2 separate regions of the Mus musculus genome follow, and region 1 is linked to region 2. A link is a loop called in an ENCODE intact Hi-C map of the cell type or tissue named here. Cell type or tissue: left cerebral cortex. All regions are shown on one strand. Each heading gives the region's core, and the rest is flanking DNA. Links, peaks and the distances in the headings are about the cores only.

The links. Hi-C counts contacts between places; a loop is a spot of excess contacts. Peaks named below come from ENCODE experiments on the same cell type or tissue, not always from the same donor. Only the 100,000 strongest peaks of a DNase experiment are listed, where the experiment ranks them.
Region 1: it touches region 2 in a loop (3-fold over the local background); 4 of 42 quality-filtered maps call a loop at or near these places.

The regions. Positions count from the first base shown.
Region 1 is chr9:86,545,924-86,556,308 of GRCm38, forward strand. It overlaps Dop1a (DOP1 leucine zipper like protein A), which reads left to right. Exons shown (of 39, transcript NM_177208.3): 35 at 2,247-2,383; 36 at 2,878-2,933; 37 at 4,080-4,244; 38 at 5,723-5,852; 39 at 8,093-9,883. The coding sequence ends at 8,398. It overlaps Pgm3 (phosphoglucomutase 3), which reads right to left. Exons shown (of 13, transcript NM_028352.4): 12 at 10,269-10,385; 13 at 6,553-9,480. The coding sequence ends at 9,391. Among named protein-coding and RNA genes, the nearest start is that of Pgm3, 21 kb to the right of the region's middle. In left cerebral cortex, for the core only: no CTCF peak of the experiment used is centred there; a DNase peak (open chromatin) is centred at 5,045.
Region 2 is chr9:85,724,310-85,734,694 of GRCm38, forward strand. Ibtk (inhibitor of Bruton agammaglobulinemia tyrosine kinase) reads right to left here. Exons shown (of 29, transcript NM_001081282.2): 5 at 8,322-8,432; 6 at 6,775-6,945; 7 at 4,367-4,484; 8 at 4,097-4,277; 9 at 2,301-2,424. Among named protein-coding and RNA genes, the nearest start is that of Ibtk, 20 kb to the right of the region's middle. In left cerebral cortex, for the core only: a CTCF peak has its summit at 4,196; no DNase peak of the experiment used is centred there.

The DNA.
Region 1 (10,385 bases), core at 1,071-9,070, 820 kb after region 2:
AGAAGCAGAGAACACAATAACTGCCCTTTCTAAAAAGATGAATGCCTTCATGGACACAGTATAACTGTAGGCACCCAAGCTCCCTGGAACATACCTTGGTATTAAGTCCATGTGTCTCTCTAAGCACAGATGTGACTTGGATAACCAGGAAATTGTGCATGGACTGAGGTGTGCACATATATGTGCATATGTACCTGAGCCACGATGTTTACTTTAGACCTAAAATAATCCTTACACTATTATTCCAAGCCAGGTCACAGTCAGTCTTTTCTGATTTCTTCTGAGTTTGCAAATAGAGTAAGCTCTATATTATGAATACATTCTATGGGTCTTTGAAAATGAGAAAGGATAGCACCTCTAGGCAGTTGATTTTCTTTATCAATTTACTTAAAATAGTTAAAAACAAAATAGAGAGTACTAATTTACTCCAGGAAATAAGAGAGATTCTTTCCTATACCATACAAAAATAAACCCCAGGTAGCTTCTAAGTAAAGGAACAAAAAGAAAAAGGAAAGGCCAAAGAAACTGGAATCTAATGTTAAAAAGTTGCAACAGCAATACTTGCTGAAAGAAAAAGAAAAAAAGGCAGCCACAGCACACACTGCTTTTTCATTAAAACACACACACACACACACACACACACACACACACACACACACGTTAAGGACAGATCTTGCCTTTGTCACTGACCCTATGTTATTATTTTCTGGAAGCCCATTCTGTTATTTCTAGAGAATGGTCTACAGTAGCTGTACTTTGGTTTTCAAATGAGTGAGTTTATTAAATATGCAGCAAGGACAGGTAGAACAAATTGCAAGCAGTAGATAAACACAGCAGATGGGCAGCAAAATATCCTCTGACCCTTGCAGCATCTAGCAGAGACCACTGAAGAACCCAGCTAGGTAAACTAACAACAATAGTAACATCAAATCACGCAACTGCAACAGCATCCATCAGGAATGACTAGGGAAACCATGCAACAGCTCCCACTGAAAAGTGGTCAGAGGGAGAACTGACTCTTCATGGCTGAGCTTCCAGTCTCTCATTCCAACAGGGACATTTTATACATTGGTATAAACAACAGTAACTCCTGTTGCACATCGTCTACTTTCTAGCTGTGCCCAAGGACATGGTGTGGTTTAACACCCTTTCCTGTCTGCTATCTCTTTTGTCTGTGTCATAGAGTTGGGTACTCAGCCTGTCCCAGAACAGGGAATTTTGAAGGAAACATGAAATAAACATAGTGGAGTCTCAGAACTTGTTCTCGGAATCCACTTTCAACAAATGCAAACAGAACATGATGGTACAATTTATGTCATGGAGTCACAGACACACAGCTCTAAGCATTCCTTACTCCATTCAAGTTGACAGTGAAACCAGCTGTCACCAGGCCATCTCTTGTCTACACACAACTACATCTGACATGCTTAGATTTCCAAGTAAAGTCATGACTGCTCTTTAAATCACTCTTCCACAAACAATTGAAAACATAGATTATTTCCATAGGATAGGTGGGAAAATCCCTTGAGGAATACTTGATCTTTTGATATCCTAGAACTTAAAATGACAATAACAGAGTTTTTATAGCTAAGTACCAATTCAATCAAAGTTTTAATACAATGTAAGAAACATAAAACTAGGAGGGAAAAAAATCTTGTTTTGTGTTTGTTTTGAAAACTTTCATGACTGTGTCCAAAGGATACATCACTCTGAGCCACCAAATACCTTCACCCATCACCAAACTCAGGGATTGCTGTGCAGCCTCTAACCTCAAGAACCCAAGGGCTCACATGAAAGTGATTCTGTTGACTCTGTTTACCTAATTTCAGGTATAGAACAGAGTCTTCTGTGAGTCGGGCTGCTTGCTTGCTTGCTTGCTTGGGTTGGGTTTGAGACCAGGTGTCATTATATAGTACAGGCTGGCTTCCAGCACTTGATCTTGCTTTACCAGCCTCCCAAGTCCTGGGATCCCATGCCTGGCTCCTTCATGTCTACATTTAATCTTTATTCAAAATATAATTCATGGACCAGTACCACTTTCCTATTCTGTCTATAGTTGCCATATCATAGAATCTACTGAATCTAATAAGAAAATTCTTGATTTTCTATTAGATTCGTACACTCCTTAACTTCTAATGAAAGAAGCAGCCTGCAAAAGATTGGAGGTTTTTCTGTCTGGACTAGACATTAAGTTTTATAATAATTGGAATTACTTAGGCATTGAAAATACGCTGTGTTTCTTTCAGAGAGATTGGTTGAGAGTCTCCGTTTGCCCCAGGTGCCGACCCTTCACTCTCAAGTGTTCCTGTTTTTCAGAGTGTTACTTTTAAGAATGTCTCCACAACACCTCACCTCACTCTGGCCTACCATGATCACAGAACTTGTGAGTTAGTTTTATGAGGTTATAAATATAAACTGAAAAACAGTGTGACTAATTACCAAACGTTTTTTAGGTGAAAACTAAACTCAATATTATCATGGCAGTGTCTAAATTGAAAATAATAAAAACAAGTCAGATTCCATGCGCCTAAGTATCTCATGCCTCGAGTTGTGTAGGTAACCAACTGCCTGTGAGCCTTACATGGCTCATCCAGTTTAATGCTTGCTCTCTTTGGCACATTTTTTGGCTTTGTCGAAGCCAACGAGACTAATGGCCCCTGCAATCATAGCCCTGCTGAGAGACAGTTGATCTGTAGCACTAGTCTGATGCAAGGCATATACTCCACTTCAAGTACAGCATACTTCCCAGTTAAGCTCACATCGGAGATTGGGCAGACTTCCTAAAGTAAACCCTCCCAAGCCCCACTTCCACCAAAGATATGGTGAGAAACAATGACACAGCCAATTGAACGGGACCATTTCCTTCCCTGTCTCCAGGTGCAGGTGTTCTTACTGATGGAGCAGGAGCTCACTGCTGATGAAGATATTTCACGGTAATGTGTGCTCAAGTTGCCTGAAGTTACTCAGGAGAGTTCAGGCACCCCACTATCCACACACTTCCATTATTTGGGGCTAGAGAGATGGCTCAGTGGTGAAGAGTGCTGACAACTCTCTCAGAGGAGCTGGTTCAATTCCCATCACCCACATGGGATTGTCTGTACCTACAGTTCCAAGGGAATTGACACATGGTGCACAGATAGAAATGCCGGCACAACTCCCATACACATAAAATAAAATAAAATCTTTACAAAATGAATATTTCCATTATTTAAGTTTGAATATAATTGTCTTTAGTCAGGAAACATAATAGATTATCACTATTTATGGCTGTCAGCCTCTACACAAAGAATCCACTTAATATAATTTAGTGTTATTTCAACTACATTAGTCATGTTAGTTTTGGAAGTTTAGATCTAGTCTCTAAAACTTGGGATACATAATAAAATCAGTATGGCAGGTAACCTGTGACCAAGGTATCTATAGATCTTCCAGAATGTTCCCAGTTGAGTGTACAGTAGCTAGCTCAGTGTGTAATACTTGCCATGTGTGAGGACCTGAGTTCTATCCCTGAACACATGTAAATGTGTAGGTGTGCTTGCTGGAGAGATGACTGAGCAGTTAAGAACTCATGTGCTCTTGCTGAAGACCAGGGTTCAGTTCCCAGCACGCACATGCCAGTCACAGCTATCTGTCACTCCAGTTCCAGGGGATCCAGTAACCTCTTTTGACTCCTACAAACACCAGAGATGTATATGGTGTGTGTGTGTGTGTGTGTGTGTGTGTGTGTGTGTGTGTGTGTGTGTGTGTAGAGCCAAAAATTCTTACCCAGAGAATGAAAACAGAAAAAGGTGGCAGTGGTTCGTGCATTTGCAGTCATGTCTGAAGAACTGGACGAAGCTGGTTACTGGGACTTACTGCCCAGCCAACCTAGCCTACTTGGTAAGCTCCAAGCTAATGAGAAACTCTGCCTCATAAACAGGATATATATAGTGCCTGAAGAGTAACGTTTCAAAATACAGTGTAGTTGTGATCACTGATTCCTGCTCATCAGTGTGGCTTTGGAACAGACAAGTTAATCTTTAGCATTTCCAGGACTCCTGTGAGCCAAAGGTTCTGATGACAGCACTGTCTGGTTACAGGACGTCAGGGCCGTCTGCTGCTGGTCTGGAGACAACCTATACTGGAGGTAATGGCTTCTCCACATCATATAACAGCCAGAGGTGGTTAAACCTCTATCTCTCTGCTTGCAAGTTTTTGGATTTGGCTCTGGCATTGCCCTCTGAAAATCTTCCTCAGTTTCAGATGTAAGTAAAAGCAAGGCTATTAAATGGGTATTTTTCAAAATACATTTGGTCACTGATGTACAACCTAAAGTTTTTTGTGTAGGTTGAAGTATTCATAAGTTTCCACTAAAACCTTTCTGCATTGGAAAGAGTGGAGCAGCAGTTATTAGCACTAATGGTTGCTGTGGATATGTTCCCACCTAGAAGTGGGGCAGTGGGGTGCAGCCTCAGAAGCTATAAGGTCAGTGGAGGGGACAGAGCCAAACACATGAAGGAAGTTATGAGGAAAGCATAAGATTGCTGCCGACTTTGAGGTTCAGAACAAGTCCAGGAAGGAGTTGTAAGCAGAGATGGTACAGAGCTAGATGCTCACTCTGAAGACAGGCAGGACTGGGGCTGATCTGTCTGAGGTGTTAAAAGATCTGTCCTGCTGGCGTTCGTGTGAAAGGAGGGGCTACAAAGGGACTCTACTATGTAAAGCATCGTAAAAAAAAGAGCATAGATGTAACCTAAGATAATGTGAATCCACTGAAGCATTTAACAGATTAAGTGATATTATTAGGCTTGCATTTTAGAAAGTTTATCTTCGCTGTGTAGTGTGGAAGAAAGCATAATAAATAAAAAGCTCCAAGATAGTTCAAACAGCATTTGTGCCTGCTTTTATTTTTTGGTGGAGTTGTCTTAGTGCTGGGGATGGAGTCCAGGATCTTCAGCATGCCAGGCAAGCACCCACAACCCTTGTGACTTTGGTAGCAGTTTGTTTCTGAAAATCAGAGGGTTGAGTCCAAAAATATGTGCTTTTCTATGCATAGACTCTCTGGAAGGATACATACAGTACAAGAGCCTAGCAGCCCTGACGGTTCCTGTAAAGGAAAGTCTTCCTTCTAGTATATTTTTACATGCCGGAATAATCAACTTTGTTGTAGTGCAGACAGCAGTTTCCTTCTGAGTAGCCTGACTACCAGTCAGCAAGAGACTGAGGCAGGCGGACTGCAAGCTTGAGGTAGTCACTGCAGCAACACAATATATTCTGTCTATTAGGGAAAGAGGAAACTTTTTTAAAACTGGTTTTGCTAATGAGTAAAATGGTGGTGAGTGCATTACAAGTTGTCCTATTATCATATAACGCTGGGACAGTCGGTTTTGTTTTGGGGTTTTTGTTGTTGTTGTTTTTGTTTGTTTGGTTGGTTGGTTTTTTTTCAGCCAACGTTTCTCTGTGTAGCCCTGGCTGTCCTGGAACTCTATTTGTAGAGCAGGCTGGCCTTGAACTCATAGAGATCCCCTGCTTCTGCCCCCTCCCCGAGGGCTGGGATTAAAGGCATATGCTACCACCACTCAGCTTCAAATAATGAATTCTGCTTTTACTGAGTAAAGCCTGGCTCAGCTGGCTCTTAAGTTTGCATGTAGTGGGGCCATGGTCTTTGTACTAAATGATGTAGCTTATCTTTGATGACACAGTGTGTGTTGTGTTACTAATATAAGCCTTCTCCCACTGGTAGGTACCGATGGGCCTTTATTCCTGAAGCTTCAGATGACTCGGGCTTAGAAGTCAGAAGGCAGGGCATACATCAGCGAGAATTTAAGCCATATGTGGTTCGACTAGCAAAACTTCTTCGGAAGAGGGCAAAGGTACCAAAGTTTAGGAGGGTTCTTATTATGTTATTGTTGTTTTCTGTTTTATTGTGTATTCTGTAAATGTGCTAGTAGTAAATGCTACATTCATGAGTCAGTCACTAAATGTTTACTAAGTAATTGCCACATTAAATGTTACATTTGTAAATCATTTACTAAATGTTTCTTGTAAAGCTCAGAACATTATCAAGTTTATTTGGAAAATAAGTTCTTGGTTTTGAAGATTTATTTTTAAGAAATCTGTTTGTCATACTCAAATTTTAAAAAAGATAAAGAAAATCTTTATTAATATTATTTTTAAATTTTTTACTTTCAAAATGAGTGAAACCACTGGAACCAGTGCTTGTAAGTACTCTTGAGAGTTTAGTGTGCTCAGAGTCAGGTTGATGCCATGATGAACACAGATGTGAACTGACGAGAGCTGTGCTCAGGGGTGACTGCAGAACAAGCCTGTCAGATTAGCCTCAAAAAGGAAATCAGAAGCTAGGCGTGGTGGTGCACGCCTTTAATCCCAGCACTTGGGAGGCAGAGGCAGGCAGATTTCTGGGTTCGAGGCCAGCCTGTCTACAAAGTGAGTTCCAGGACAGCCAGGGCTACCCAGAGAAACCCTGTCTCGAAAAACAAAAACAAAAAAAAAAACCCAAAAACAAAAACAAAAAACAAAGGAAATCAGAAAATGAAAAGATCAACACATAATAAAGTTTCAATAAACTTGACAGAAATACTTTATCAAAATTGAATTAGCTAGATAGACTTCTTTAATAATATTTCCTAATATTTTCTATAAAACTCTTGTTATGCCATGTTTCAGTTTTGCATATCCACCCTACTGCTGCTCCCTGTAGTTTTAGAAACACTGCTGAGAATAAAGCCATCTACTAAATGTGACTACTAATCAGAAAGTTAGTGGAAGAACTCAAAAATACAAATGTCTAAAACATTTTTTAAAAAACCATCTATATAAAGGAAATCAAGAGAAAATGAGAATTACCAAAATCTGTCTCATGAATAAAGTGTAGAAGTTAAATTCTGTAGTTTATACATGCCTTGAATCCTTTATAATTAAGTAAGGATCAGGCTAACCTTCGGGCCAATCTTGGCCCTGAAGCAGAGGGGTAAATGAAAATGGCATTTCACCATTGGGCCTGTGTTAATACCTGTCTAAGTGCAGAATCTTAACAGTACATAGAGTTAGGGCTCATGTGAGACCAGGTCTGTGTGAACTCACACGATTTGTTTCAGCAGTAATGAAGCTGTACTCGATTCTCTACAGAGCAAAAGGGAAGAAAGCAATTAGGAGCTTTACTTAAAGGACATGAGGAACTTGCTTCTTTAGGAGCCAAATAAAAGGACAAAGTTATGGACCAAAAGTCCATCCAGGACTTAAGGACAAAAGCATTCCTTTTTTGTCACAGGATTTGAGGAGGAAATGCAGATACAGTGACCATTCATACGACTGTAGGCCTGTGCCCTCTGCTGTCCTCCACAATGACCACAGATACGGCAGCCATCTGCACCAGAAAGGATCTCCCATCCCCATCCCTTTAAACAAGGCCTTCATGGCCAAACACACTTGTTACTCGAACAGGGGCTATGAGTTCTCCTCTTTCCTTCCACAGGACGAGGAGGACTTTAAGATTTTGGAGGGATTGGAGATGGCCAAGCATCAGGTGAGGGTGGCTATTGATGCATATGATATGGCAGCAAAAGCAATGACAGGTAAACAGGAAGGAAGGCACACACCTGTAGACTTGTGAAGTCAGAGGAGGAAATGGTCATATGGAGATATTTGGTTATTTAGTATGGAGGGCAGGTACATAAGAACAAAAGACCACTGAAACTGTGCTTTTCTTGGTTAAGAGCTCAGGGCTGTGAGGGAAGGGTCACACTTTTAAAGGAAAAATCTCCATAGGAATATAAAAAGTAATTTTACCATGATTGTCTTGTATTTCAAAATTAGCTATAAAGGCTGTAAGCATCATTTACTTTCTTTCAGGATAAATTGATTTGATTTGGTTTGATTTTTAGGAGACTAGAGGCAATATGGTAAACTGTGTGACAGCATTTGTTAATAATGAAAGTCCATGGTTAACTTTTCATTTAGATTGGCGGCTAAAAGGCTTCAGAACCAGTGGACTTCGTCAAGTCTGCAGTGAAGACTTGATGCTGGCATTTGTCTCCACTTCTCACATAACATACGTTACCTATTAGTAACAACTCCTTTTTGTGTTTTGCAGAAAAACCCAGAGGAAGACTGCTCGGGGAGGACACTGGGCTGGGAGCCAGGGCACTTGCTGCTGACGCTCTGCACCATGCGCAACATGGAGCAGCTTCTGCCTTTCTTCAATGTCCTCAGCCAAGTCTTCAACAGCAAAGTCACAAGCCGCTGTGGCGGACACTCAGGGAGCCCCGTCCTCTACCCAAACTCCTTCCCAAACAAGGACATGAAACTGGAGAATCACAAAGCCTTTTCCAGCAAAGCCAGGCAAAAAATTGAAGAGATGATAGAAAAGGACTTTCTAGAAGGAGTCATAAAGACTTGACCACCACCAGTGGTTCTCCAGAGCCTAAATGGAATACTTAAAACACACTGCTGAGTTGTATAGTTTCTTTTTCTTTTATATATATATATATGTGTATATGTAACAAAGCATTATTCAGGTTGTATTTAATTTAAATATTTGTAAATAAGAGCTTATGTCTGAATGTGGCCTGAATCAAGTTTAAATATATAGGTGGCTCATACTGATGATGGTGCCTACAAGGTCTATATTTGCATATATAGTCCATTGTTTCACTGTCTTGGGTTGTCTTAAACCTGCAAAATACACACCACGTTTTCTTTTTTCCTGCTTGGTCTCAAGCCTCATTTAATTGTTAATTGTTGTTTTTCTTCTTTCTGTGGTTAATAATGTCCTAGTATCAGAATGGTCACTTGGTTGTCAGAGGCTTCAGGTATCAGATGGAGCTGTGTCCCTTCGCTGAGCACTAAAGAGTAGCTGAAGCCTGGACCACACACTCTAGTGGGCACAGCACAGAGCTCTGCCAGTACAATGAAAGATGGGCCACCTGCCAGTTCTGATGCTGCTAAGCAAACCAGTCAGTCATTTCTTCCTCACATTGAGATCCGCATGGGAAATTGGTTCATACGAAATCTCCCCATTTGAACCAGGTAGGTCAGTGCTACAAAACATCTTGGTTAGGTAAGCAATCGAAAGGGGCTGCAAAGAAGTTAGTAAAGTTTAATTTCCCAGTACCCTTCATGAATTCACTTCATACCCTGTAAAATTAATGACACTTGAACTATTAAAACTTAATACAGATTAAAATCAGAGGTAAGCTTCATTCCCAAGTCTAAGATTTTGAGCTTCTAAACATTTTTTTCCTGGTAGCATTTAAAAACCTATCTAGAAATAATCCATTAACATGCATGACATGTTGATGTCATGATTACAAATGCCCTAGTACTGCCAATATTATAAAGTGTTATAGAAACATTTTAGAAGTCCACTTCTCCAGAATATAAAATTTATCTTCAGAAAGTTGGTTGTGGTCTTTCTCCAATGCCTCCAGCCAGCTGGAACACCAGCAAACTCACTTCATAGGCAAGCCTGTCTGCGCTTTCCTGCAAATCACAGTAAAATTAAGTGAGACACAGTGCCTGCAGCCATTCCTGGCTGTCCTAGGGGATGCTTCCTGACTTTGTTTCACAGAAGTATTCAAATAACTTCTTTTTCATCTTTCAGTAATAAGGTTCAAAGCCCATATTTAAAATGGGCTGGATTCTTCTAAATAAGATTTTCAGTTCTTGAGTTTATAAGTTATTCCAAAATTAAGTAACTTAAAAACCAAACCTCCCTAAGTAATTCTTAGAATTTACATCACATAGTCATTGCCATGTAAAAAGTAACTGTTTATCTCCTGAGTCCGCATTCAACCACAGTATACATAAAGAACAAATGATGAAAATGCAGAAACAGAGTAATAAGAATCTAGAGAAAGATTTGAACAGTAATTACAAAGTCCAGAAAAAAAAAAAGCAAGCATTCAGTTAATTTGGACATACTAAAACTGGCTGCTTCTACAAACTACAGTTCTAAAGAGGAAAAAGAATAATCTATAATACATTAAAATTAGCACATGTCAGACTAAACTAAGGATTTATTAGTTATTCCTGTACAGCCAGAACACACCCTCAAGAATCTACAATAGAGAACACTGTTTGGGAACAAATTAAAGGGGTATAAACTGGACCTCCCACTGAACTCAGTAACTTTTCAATCTTCGTATACTAAAGGGCTGTATTCACAGATCCCAGAGGGGAAAGCCACAGTGAGATCCAAACACAAATAGTGTTTTCTCCTCGCCTGTCTTCCTCCTTGATTCAAACTCAATAGATTGATGCCAGCTTACTTGTGAGTTGGCTTCTGCATATACTCGGACAATGTCTTCAGTACCAGAGGGCCGTACAAAAGCTCGGGCAAGTGTGTATTTCTTCACCAGGTCATTGATTGCCTCTTGGAGTCCTGG
Region 2 (10,385 bases), core at 697-8,696:
GTGCCTGAGCTTGTGTGTTTCCATGACTACTCCTCCACAGAGAAGAGAGATGCTACAAAAATCAAGACGATGTTGGACATACACCTTTTAGGAAAGTAGATTATGCCACATCACGAATTAAAATGTATGTCAGTGGCACTCCTCCGAAGGAGGTGCCGTTTCCTGCATAACTTGCTTGGGGCATATAGTCCTGCTGGAATAATGTAGCACACTAAAATGTTAGAGCCAATACTTTAATGTCAGATAATTACCGAAATCAATCCAACCTACTCTCAAGAATAACAAGAAGATATACTTAATTATAACCAAAACAAAATCTTTTTGTTGTTGTCGTTTTTTTGTTTTGTTTTGTTTTGTTTTTCAAGACAGGGTTTCTCTGTGTAGCCCTGGCTCTCCTGGAACTCACTCTGTAGACCAGGATGGCCTCAAACTCAAAAATCTGCCTGCCTCTGCCTCCCAAGTGTTGGGATTGAAGGCGTGCACCACCACGCCTGGCTACAAAATCTTAAGTAAAGGCCCCAGTGTAAGATTCCCAGCAGCCCTGGGAATGGGATAGGAAGTACTCCTAAGGTGCACAGAGGATGTAAGGGGAGGGTGCTGGGCTGCCCTGTGCAGCTCCATCTACAGCAACAGAGCCTTTGCCTGGGTACCTGTCATGTTCTAAACTTAAAACTGCTTGTGGCTGTTCACTTGTTTTAAGACAGGCACTTTCTATACAGTCCAGGCTGGCCTGAGAATTCATGAGTTCAGCCTCAGTGTCCCGTACTATGGGATTAAAGCAGTGTTCCATCATACCCAGTCAAAACTGATGGTTTCCAAAAGTATGACTCCTCAGAACCATTTTTTTTATTAAGTAAAGCACAAAATAGCACCTGCCAAAGTCATTCACACAGAAAGTCATGCTCTCCCTATGAAAATAATGCCTACAACTTGTACCTAGAAACACACCAGCAGGCGGAGCTTTGCAATTACAACTTGTGTCTGTTTATCTTTGAGGGGTGAGGTTGAAACAGGGTCTTCTAAGCAGCCCAAGATGCAATGTAGTCTACTATGCAGACAGCGCAGCCTCTGCCTCCAGCTAGGACTACAGGGAGCACCACTGTGTAAAGGCTGTGCGGTGTTTCATGAGAAGGGAAGAGGCACTCTAATACAGACAAATATGCCCAGAAGCGATTGTGCAGTTTTTAAAATGTGAAGCATCATATCACTACTTACACCTCACAAAATATTTTATATCATTATAAGAAAACTGTTTTCGGCCAGGCAGTGGTGGCACACGTCTTTAATCCCAGCACTTGGGAGACAGAGGCAGGCAGATTTTTGAGTTCGAGGCCACCCTGGTCTACAGAGTGAGTTCCAGGACAGCCAGGGCTACACAGAGAAACCCTGTCTCCAAAAAAGAAAACTGTTTTTCTAGCCATAGTGTGTAATTTTATCAGCATTACTAAGATATAATACACAGATATAATGTTAAACTTAAATATATTTAAGCCTTACAACACTATTTAAATTTAAGAGACATCTATAATTCATAATTTTGAGCCTGTATTAAGCATATCTTTCTGTAATGTATTGTAGGGCTGGTGAAAGGGGTCCCAGGTACAGCTGCCCGCTGCCCATTGGCAGGGCTCGCATGGAGTAAGAGAGGAGGAGCTCCTTACCCTCCTCGGCGTCCACAGAGCACCCAGCATCTGTGCGCACGTGTGCCTGCGCATGCCCGTGCTCACAGACATATGACTTAGAAATTAAACATACTGAAAACTAGCCATTTTATTAGAGAAATCCATTGATACATTTGCACAAGGAATAAAAATGACATTTAAGAGCTAAAATCTAGAAGCATGCCATTGCTTATACATGTAATATAGAACAAAAGGCATCATAGTCTCTGCACACACATACATTGTATATACACTTATAGAAAACCATAACTGGGGAGAATCCTTTGAATTATGGCCCAAATCTATAAATATTGTCTACTGTTAGAAAAATAACTAAATGACATTTTCTTCTATCTATGCCTTTCAACATTGTTTATCAATATTGAGCTCACACAGGAAATAATTCAAACTTGTTTTCACTTTATGAAGAAATGAACCTTTAGGCTACAGTACTGTACACACCAGTGGGTTAGAGACAGTACCGTGTGTCTCTGCAACCCTAGTTGTCATCTCTGCTCCACTAGATGTCATAGAAGGGTCGGAGCCCCAGCAGCAGCCATCAAAGCCAGGCATTACACTTGGCATTCCCATGGTCCATGTAAGTCACACTACTAGTCTTCAACATAAAGCTCCACTCACCCTTCCAGCTCCATCCATAGCGAGGACACATATTTTCTGACCTCCATTTTCTGTCAAATGTTCAGGATCAACCTTGTATTCCATACAACCTCCAGAGACAAGAACCTTTTTCAAGTTCAGTTGTCTGAGTGAAAAGGAAAAATGATAAATTAACATCCTCTAAAGCACACAAGCTTAATTTTATAGAAATGACCATTCAGACAGTGACTGCACGCGGCCCCTCCCAGGCTGCTCTTTCTTTCCTATGGCCTCAACTCACACATGAGTACCCAGACCCTACCTGCTAAGTACACATTCACTTAGAGTCTCATTCTCTGGACAGCTATCAGCTCCTAAGTATAACTGCATCCTAACAGAAAAAATAAATAAAATAAAATAAAAATGCTTAAAGCTGGCCAGACCTAAGCAGGCACACATGCCTTGAAAGCCGTGGTGGCTGCTAAAATCACTCGACCGTTGTCCACACACTTGCTACTCTCCAACTGTTTTCCCTCTCAGAAAGTTTATTTGCTTTGAAAAAACAAATTTTCAGTTGTTTTTGTAGTACTTTCATCTGTATCAAAACAATTTCTACTGAAAATTTGGAAGGCAGGTATATTTATACAATTTAAAGTGTTCAAAGGGAACTTTAAAATGTTTTATAAATGCTAATTAAAACTACAACTTACATTCCACAAGTCAGCTCACACCTATTTAATTGGATCTAAGAAACATGTGTGGTCACATTTTTATGATTTTGAAACTAAAATGCAACCTGCAACCAATGTCACTAGGGAAGATAGGATGTGGTATGCTGCTGTTGGTTGTGTTCAGATCTAAGCAAGCTTTCATAGTTAACAATGTGATGACATCACCATCGCCTTCACACACCAGCAAGAACATGTCTGCTGCATCCACATTTAAATCCCTAATTGCCTTGTAAATTAGCCACTGTTTCCAAGAGCTAAGTTATCCTTTCAAGGATATTTCCATGCTTGTACTATCTACTCTAATGAATATAATAGAAAGAAACATTGCTCAACACTCTGAAATATCAGCCTGAAAAGAAAAAGATTTACTACAAAAGATAATTACTTTAGAAGGACCTAAAACAATACAATGCTGTCAAATCAGATACAAATTAATCAACTACTAGGGACTGAATGTATCAGAAACACAAGATTACCTCCCCATTATCTTTAAACACCTATACGTTACATCATTCTAAATAAAATCGGAAGTGAAATCCTGAGTTTGTGTGTAAGTACAAGTCAGAGAGCTACAGTTGGCATGTGGACCCATGCCTAAATTTGATTCTGTATTCTTTGATATGCCAAGTAACAGCTAGTCTCCTGCACGTTACTACGGCATGCTAAACACAACGCACTACACGGGACAAGGACAAGTAGCAGCAGTGAGATGTAAAGAGTAAGCCTGGTAGAGTGTTTATGATGCTGATCTTTTTTTAATAACTAGGATATAAGATATCAAAACCTATATTTGAAATAGTGATCATGTTATAAACCAAGAATGAGGGTTAGCCTAATTATGTGACCCACATACATTAAAAAGGAAACTAAACTTTGTGGGACATATTATGTTAAATATGACTCAAAAATATTATTTTACAATTTGCAAACAAAACTTTTATATGTCCATTGGATCCTTGTCCAAAACCAAAAATTAAAGAAAACCATTCTTAGTTTTCCCTTCGATTCTGTCTTCTCACGGAGCCCAGCACACAGCTATCAGTTGATAAGCAGCTAGAGAGATGAATTCTTATTTTTTATAGTGACAGGTTCCAGAAATGCACATACTTAGTTGCCATCTTCTTGCACTGATAGTCTGCAAGTAAGTAAATGTCTCCCCTTGTGGTGACACAGACTGTGGCACCATCACTTGCAGCTACCAAAGACACAGCGATATCCTTGTGATGAAGGGCAGAGACTTGGCGAGGGGTTGTGACACACTTTTCACCATTGGGATCCAGTAAGTGACCTAAAAATTTACACAAGTAAGCAAACCGTCACATACCTATTCTAAGATCATACTGTAGCATTTGAATATTGCCATGAAATATTTCTTACCCAACTGTCCACCATTCAGTCCCAGTGTGTAAACGGCTTCTCGAGTCCACAGCACCGTATGAAACCTGCCCGCTGCTACTCCAATGATAGTCCTTCCTTTCAGATATTTTGCCTGTATCTATTTAAAATGACAAGTAAGACTGTAGTTGACTACATATTTAAAATCTAGTGCAGGTTTCTCTAAGATACAAGTACACCCTCCTCACTGCTACTGCCTTAGCAACTGCTAACGTCTCATGTCATCACTCATGACAAGTCACAAATCTCAGAACACAGTGATGCAGCCACTTCCGGACATCAGCAGTGCAAGTTGTTAATGATGGAGTTTTCTTTTAATAGATGATAAACACACTAGATGTCTTCTTATAAACAGAGAAAAAAACAAATCAGACTTTCCTGGTACGTAATAAGTAATAAACTAAGTTTTTTTTCAATTACCACCAAATTTTAGTAACATAAAAACTAACATTCTAAACCAAAGTAACATTATATAAAACCCAGATCATCAAAATTTTAGCAATAATAAGCAATATATAAAACAACCATTCTTTAAAAACTGGTGATTTTTAAATCTGAAATATCCAGGGTCTCACAATGGTAAGAAGCTTGACAGTCTGGCCCAGATGACTTTCCTCCATGAGGGAATGTCTTATGCATATCTGGACTCTACCCAACAGAGCTGTCACTGGCCTCTCCATCCCACTCCTGCTTAAACTGTCTTCAAACGGTCATGCGACCCCTGCCTAGGAAATCAAAGCTGGTTATCAACTCAGGCTCTTACGGTGGCCATAACTCCACAAAGTTAAATACCCACACGTTGACAGTAAGTTAGAGAACACAGATCTTTTTGAAAATATCCAACTAGACACTCCCCACAAATCTCCTGCAGTAATACTACTGATCCATTAGCAATCCAGAAGAGAAAAGAGGAAGACTTCCATACTTAACTAAGAATGTCAATTCAATAGTAATTCTAGAAACAGGATTGAACTAAAAAGGAATTTCGCATGTAAGACTTCAAGTGTGGTGTCCTGAAACTATCTGCCATAGGTGACAAATCTAACACTTTCATTTGGGGGACTCGGCGTTCATCTGAGTAGTCCAAGGACAAGGCTGCTATATCTGGGGAATGGGCACCTTCTGATGGTGGTCATGGGCTGGAGTGGTGGCCTGAACCACACACCCTCGGGTAAGCAGGTGAGACACCTGAGTAGACACACAGGTAAATAAGCAAAGGCTTTTCTTCTTTTTCTTGTATTTATTTATTTATTTGTAGTACCTTGCTTGTTCAGGTATAATTATATTGATAGATTTCAAAAAAATAACCATTTAAGTTTCAAACTATAAAAATCCAGGGCTGAGGGTAAACTTAGGTAGTAAAAATCTTGTCTAGCTTGTAAGAATCTTGATTTCAATCCCTAGAACCAAAAAGAAAAAGAAAAAGAAAAACGAAAACTCAAACCAGGTTTCATTTCTGCTTCTAAACACTGAAGTTAAACCCACGGCTGGTGAGATGGCTCCTGGGCTAAGATGGAGGCCCTGAGTTCAGTTTACAGCATTGGGTCAGACAGTGCACAACCACCTGTCACTCTAGCTCTAGCCAACACTTCTGACATCCAAAAGTACCTGCCCTCAGTGCACATACACAGAGACACGCACACACAAGTAATTTTTTTAAATCTTTAAAAGTTAGCTCTGTGGTAATCTCTGTGGTAACTAATCCCCAAAATGTACAATCTCGGATATGCTTTCATTTTTAACTCTGAGTGAATGTGAATGTGTACTGTAATTTTCTTATAGAAAAAGAAAAAGAGTAGGAAGCATAGGAGGCCCTGAGTGAGCGAGATCCTCAGCTCGGTGGACTCCAGAGCCATGCAGAGGAGACTAACTCCTCGGCCCCACAGGAGCAGCAGAGCCTTACCTGAGTGAGCCTCTACAGGAAAGGCAAAGCTGTCCTCAGGAGCTGAGTATGGGTGTTCATGAACAGCTGAACCAGTGTGTGCCCACATCAGCAATTGCAGCTGCCTCCTCCTCCTGGATGTTTACAGCCTGAGACTGTAGCCTACAAAGACTTCCCACCAAGACCAGCTAACTCCTCCCCTTTGTTGCCCCTAACAAACAAGCTGAGGCTCTGGGATGCTGATGATAATAGGTGCCCTCGTCAGGGTAAGCACATCACCGCTTGATTCAAGCTTTCCTGTACATATGCCTGTCTCTCCTTTCTTCATTCTCTCACTGCTGCAAGCCAGGGTTCTAGGACCCAAGATGCATGGCTAGTATCAAAAAAGCATGTATCATTGAAGATGAAGTTAACTAAGTAAATAATTACTTGGTAAATTATGTATTTTACATATTTGTCCATGTTTTATAGGAAATCAACACCTAATTGGTTAAAAACAAAAGCTTACCTGTCTGGGTACATTACAACTAGCAGGTGGAGGAATAATTCCTAATTGGTGAAACATGTTGAGACCAAATGTATAGACACATCCATCATCAGTTAACACAACAGTGTGATCCTTAGCAGCTGCCACTTGCGAACAATTGTGACCAGACAGTCCTTCCACAAGCCTGGGAACCTAGGAAACAAAGTTAACTTTATTACAATACAATAGTCTGCAGTGACCATTTATATAAAAATGCACGCAGAACCAAAATGGTATGACTGTACCGTCAAGAGTTTAAGTCTCCATCTCATCTAAGAGCAGGTGAACTCTCACGAACACAATGACCTTACGTTATGTTCGTGGCTTATGAGCAAAATAAATAAAAGACAGTAAGGAACTTCGATAAAATAATTCAAGTGAATTTTAAAAGTTTTAAAATTTTTATTCTCTCTCTCTCTCTCTCTCTCTCTCTCTCTCTCTGTGTGTGTGTGTGTGTGTGTGTGAATCACATGGGACATGTGTGCAGGTCAGAGGAAATTTGTGTATCTCCTTCTGTGAATCTGAATGATCAATCTGATAATGTCAGGCCTAGCAATACCTGCTTAGCCATCCTGTTAAGTCTCAAGTGTATCCCAAATGCAAATTTAGAGGGCATGAATAAGAAAAAAAGGAGCCCTTCACTATTTGGTATTTCAGGGAGGAAAGGAATGAATATAGCCTCCCTTGAAGGAATAAGCAAGCAACATTATCCTGTTTCTCTACACTCAAAGCTCCCCTCAGCTACCCACGAGCTATTTGATTTCAATCAAATTTTAACTTTTTTCCCCTCGTTTTCCTTATTGAGACGCTAAGCAGTCAGTAAATGACTCCTTTCTTACTGTTACTGCAATGCACAAAATGCAGAGAGATACTTGCAGCTCACAGGAGCACTGTGAGACTTACTAAAAGTAACAGCAGTGTACAAAACTCTCAAGCAGTGCACGTTGTTAATGATGGAGCTTTCTTTTAATAGATGATAAACACACTAGAGGTCTTCTTATAAACAGAGAAGAAAAACAAATCAGACTTTCCTGGTATGTAATAAATTAAGGTTTTTTTTCAATTACCACTAAGTTTTAGTAACATAAAAACTAACATTCAAATTATATATCGAATATTGCTCACTTTTTTAGATCATGTATATTTTAACAAAATAGTTTAAGGAAATAAAAGACTAGCTCTCCAGAGAAAGGATCTTATAACTTAAGACAAACCTTTAATTTCAACCCTATAATTTATAATATATGCATGTACATAAATATGTGTATATATACACATAAACATACATATGTGCACATATTATAAATACATATATTTCCTTACTCAGTATTTTCTGTAGGTCAAATATTTTCAAGATACTTTCACTTTATATCTAAGTCTTTAATATGTATGCTATATACTAAGAAACAGATTTCTTAATGCTATTGCTAATTTTGTAGATTATTTTGGTCTTACAGTTGATTAAAAGTCAAGTGATGTTTCTAATTCATCATGGCTTTACTAACATCTATATGCAATGACTCAATTACCAAGCATGTCTGTTCATCTCCATGGCCTAACCGTCCTCCGCGACCATGGCCACAGGTGTAAACCTGCCCTTTCTGGGACAGAAACACCGAATGAAATTTGCAAAGCACCACCTACGGAAAAACAGAATCATGTCATTAAAACAATCTGGAAAACAGTCCTTTTATTTTATTCCTTAAAGTGGAATATCATTCATTTTATAATTTAGGTAGTGGGTTTAGGGGTACTCACTATACTATTCTCTGTACAAGTGTTCTAAAATAAAAATAAAAAATAGAAATGCCTCACTTTATATAATGTCTATCTATCAACATCCACATGGGAAGTAAACAAAAAAATCAGCTGACTAGGAGATTAAACACTAAGCGTGAGCTTGCAGGCCTCAATGACAAAACATAGTTGCCCTTTGTTTTCCAATGTAATGATCTATCAAACAGCAAGAACTGACCAGAGTACAAAATGGAGAACTAAGATTATCATATAGACTCTATGCTATTAATAAAACAGTAGAAACATGGAAAGAGTATTTTCAGGCAGTAGTCATTTGGCTAATGCACAGTTGGGGGAGTAGTGTGTTCTTTTTGGTCTCTGTTTTTATCAACTATAGCTTCCCTATCACTAGACAGCCTTGAAGAATCCCCTGTGTTTTCAGTCTTTCCCTTTCCCACTTCCTTTCTCGGGTCCCAAGGCTCCAGCAGCCGCTGCCACACACACAGAGCACTCATATCCTCCAGAAGCAAGCATACGAACCAGGCAGGCACCATGCCTATACAAGCTCCTATTCCTGGCCTTTGAACCTTTGAAAACTGAACATTCTCTACAATTTCTCTCTCTCTCTCTCTCTCTCTCTCTCTCTCTCTCTCAAGCAAATGAAATTAAGGAGTAGAAAACCCCTCACATTCTAAGCTACTGAGTCTGGATCCTCCCAAGGATGAATAACTATTTAGTTTAAAACAAAGTTATGCCGGGCGGTGGTGGCGCACGCCTTTAATCCCAGTACTTGAGAGGCAGAGACAGGTGGATTTCTGAGTTCAAGGCCAGCCTGGTTTACAGAGTGAGATCCAGGACAGCCAGGGCTATACAGAGAAACCCTGTCTCGAAAACAAACAAACAAACAAACAACAATAACAACAAAAACTCCAAAGTAATAACAAGTAGCAACAAGAACCAGAAGTGATAACTACAAGGGAAAGATCAGTGCTAAGGAATCAAGTTAGATACCGTCCTCACTATCCACGAAAGAGCTAGAAAGAGGCTTGGCAGGGAGAATTATGCTAGAATCTGGCATGTCCTCCAAAGGCCCCTGTGTAAAAAGGCTTGGTTCTCAGGCTGGTGTCACTGGCAGGTGGTAGAAACTTAACAAGGGGGTGGGGGCTAGTAAGAAGTGAAAGATCATTACAGGAATGCCCTCCCCTCAAAGGGGACTATGGGAGACCAGTCTTTCCTTCCCACTGTCTGCTGACTGCTGTCAGGTGAGCAGTGTCCTTCCTCTACCACAGTCTCCAACAGGCTATGCTAGCTCACCAGAGCCAAAACACACAGCCAACTAAACATGGACTCTACAACTTTGATCCAAAATAAATCTTTCCTCCTTTCAATAAATCCCAGGCTTTTAGTTTTTTATGTGTAGCCCTGGCTGTCCTGGAACTCACTCTGTAGACCAGGTTGTCCTGGAACTCGGAAATCCGCCTGCCTCTGCCTCCCAAGTGCTGGGATTAAAGGCGTGCACCACCACTTCCCGGTGCTTTTTTGTTTTTTTTGTTTTGTTTGTTTTGTTTTTGTTTTTTAACAGAAAGATTAACACAGCTCATAAGACAAAGATGAACTTAAATGATGTGATCTGTAAATATTTTAGCATTAAAAATGAGGACAGAGTGAGTAGCAAAACTAAGACTTCGGACTTGTTATGTAAAGGAAGCTGAAGAGAGGAGTAACATTAACGACAGTGAGCACACACACAGAGCAAGCAGGCGCATCCTGACAGTGGCACACTCTGTGCAAGTAAAACCCGTCACTCAGCAAAGCTCCACAGGTTACCGCTCAAAGCGCACACCCACTCACATTCA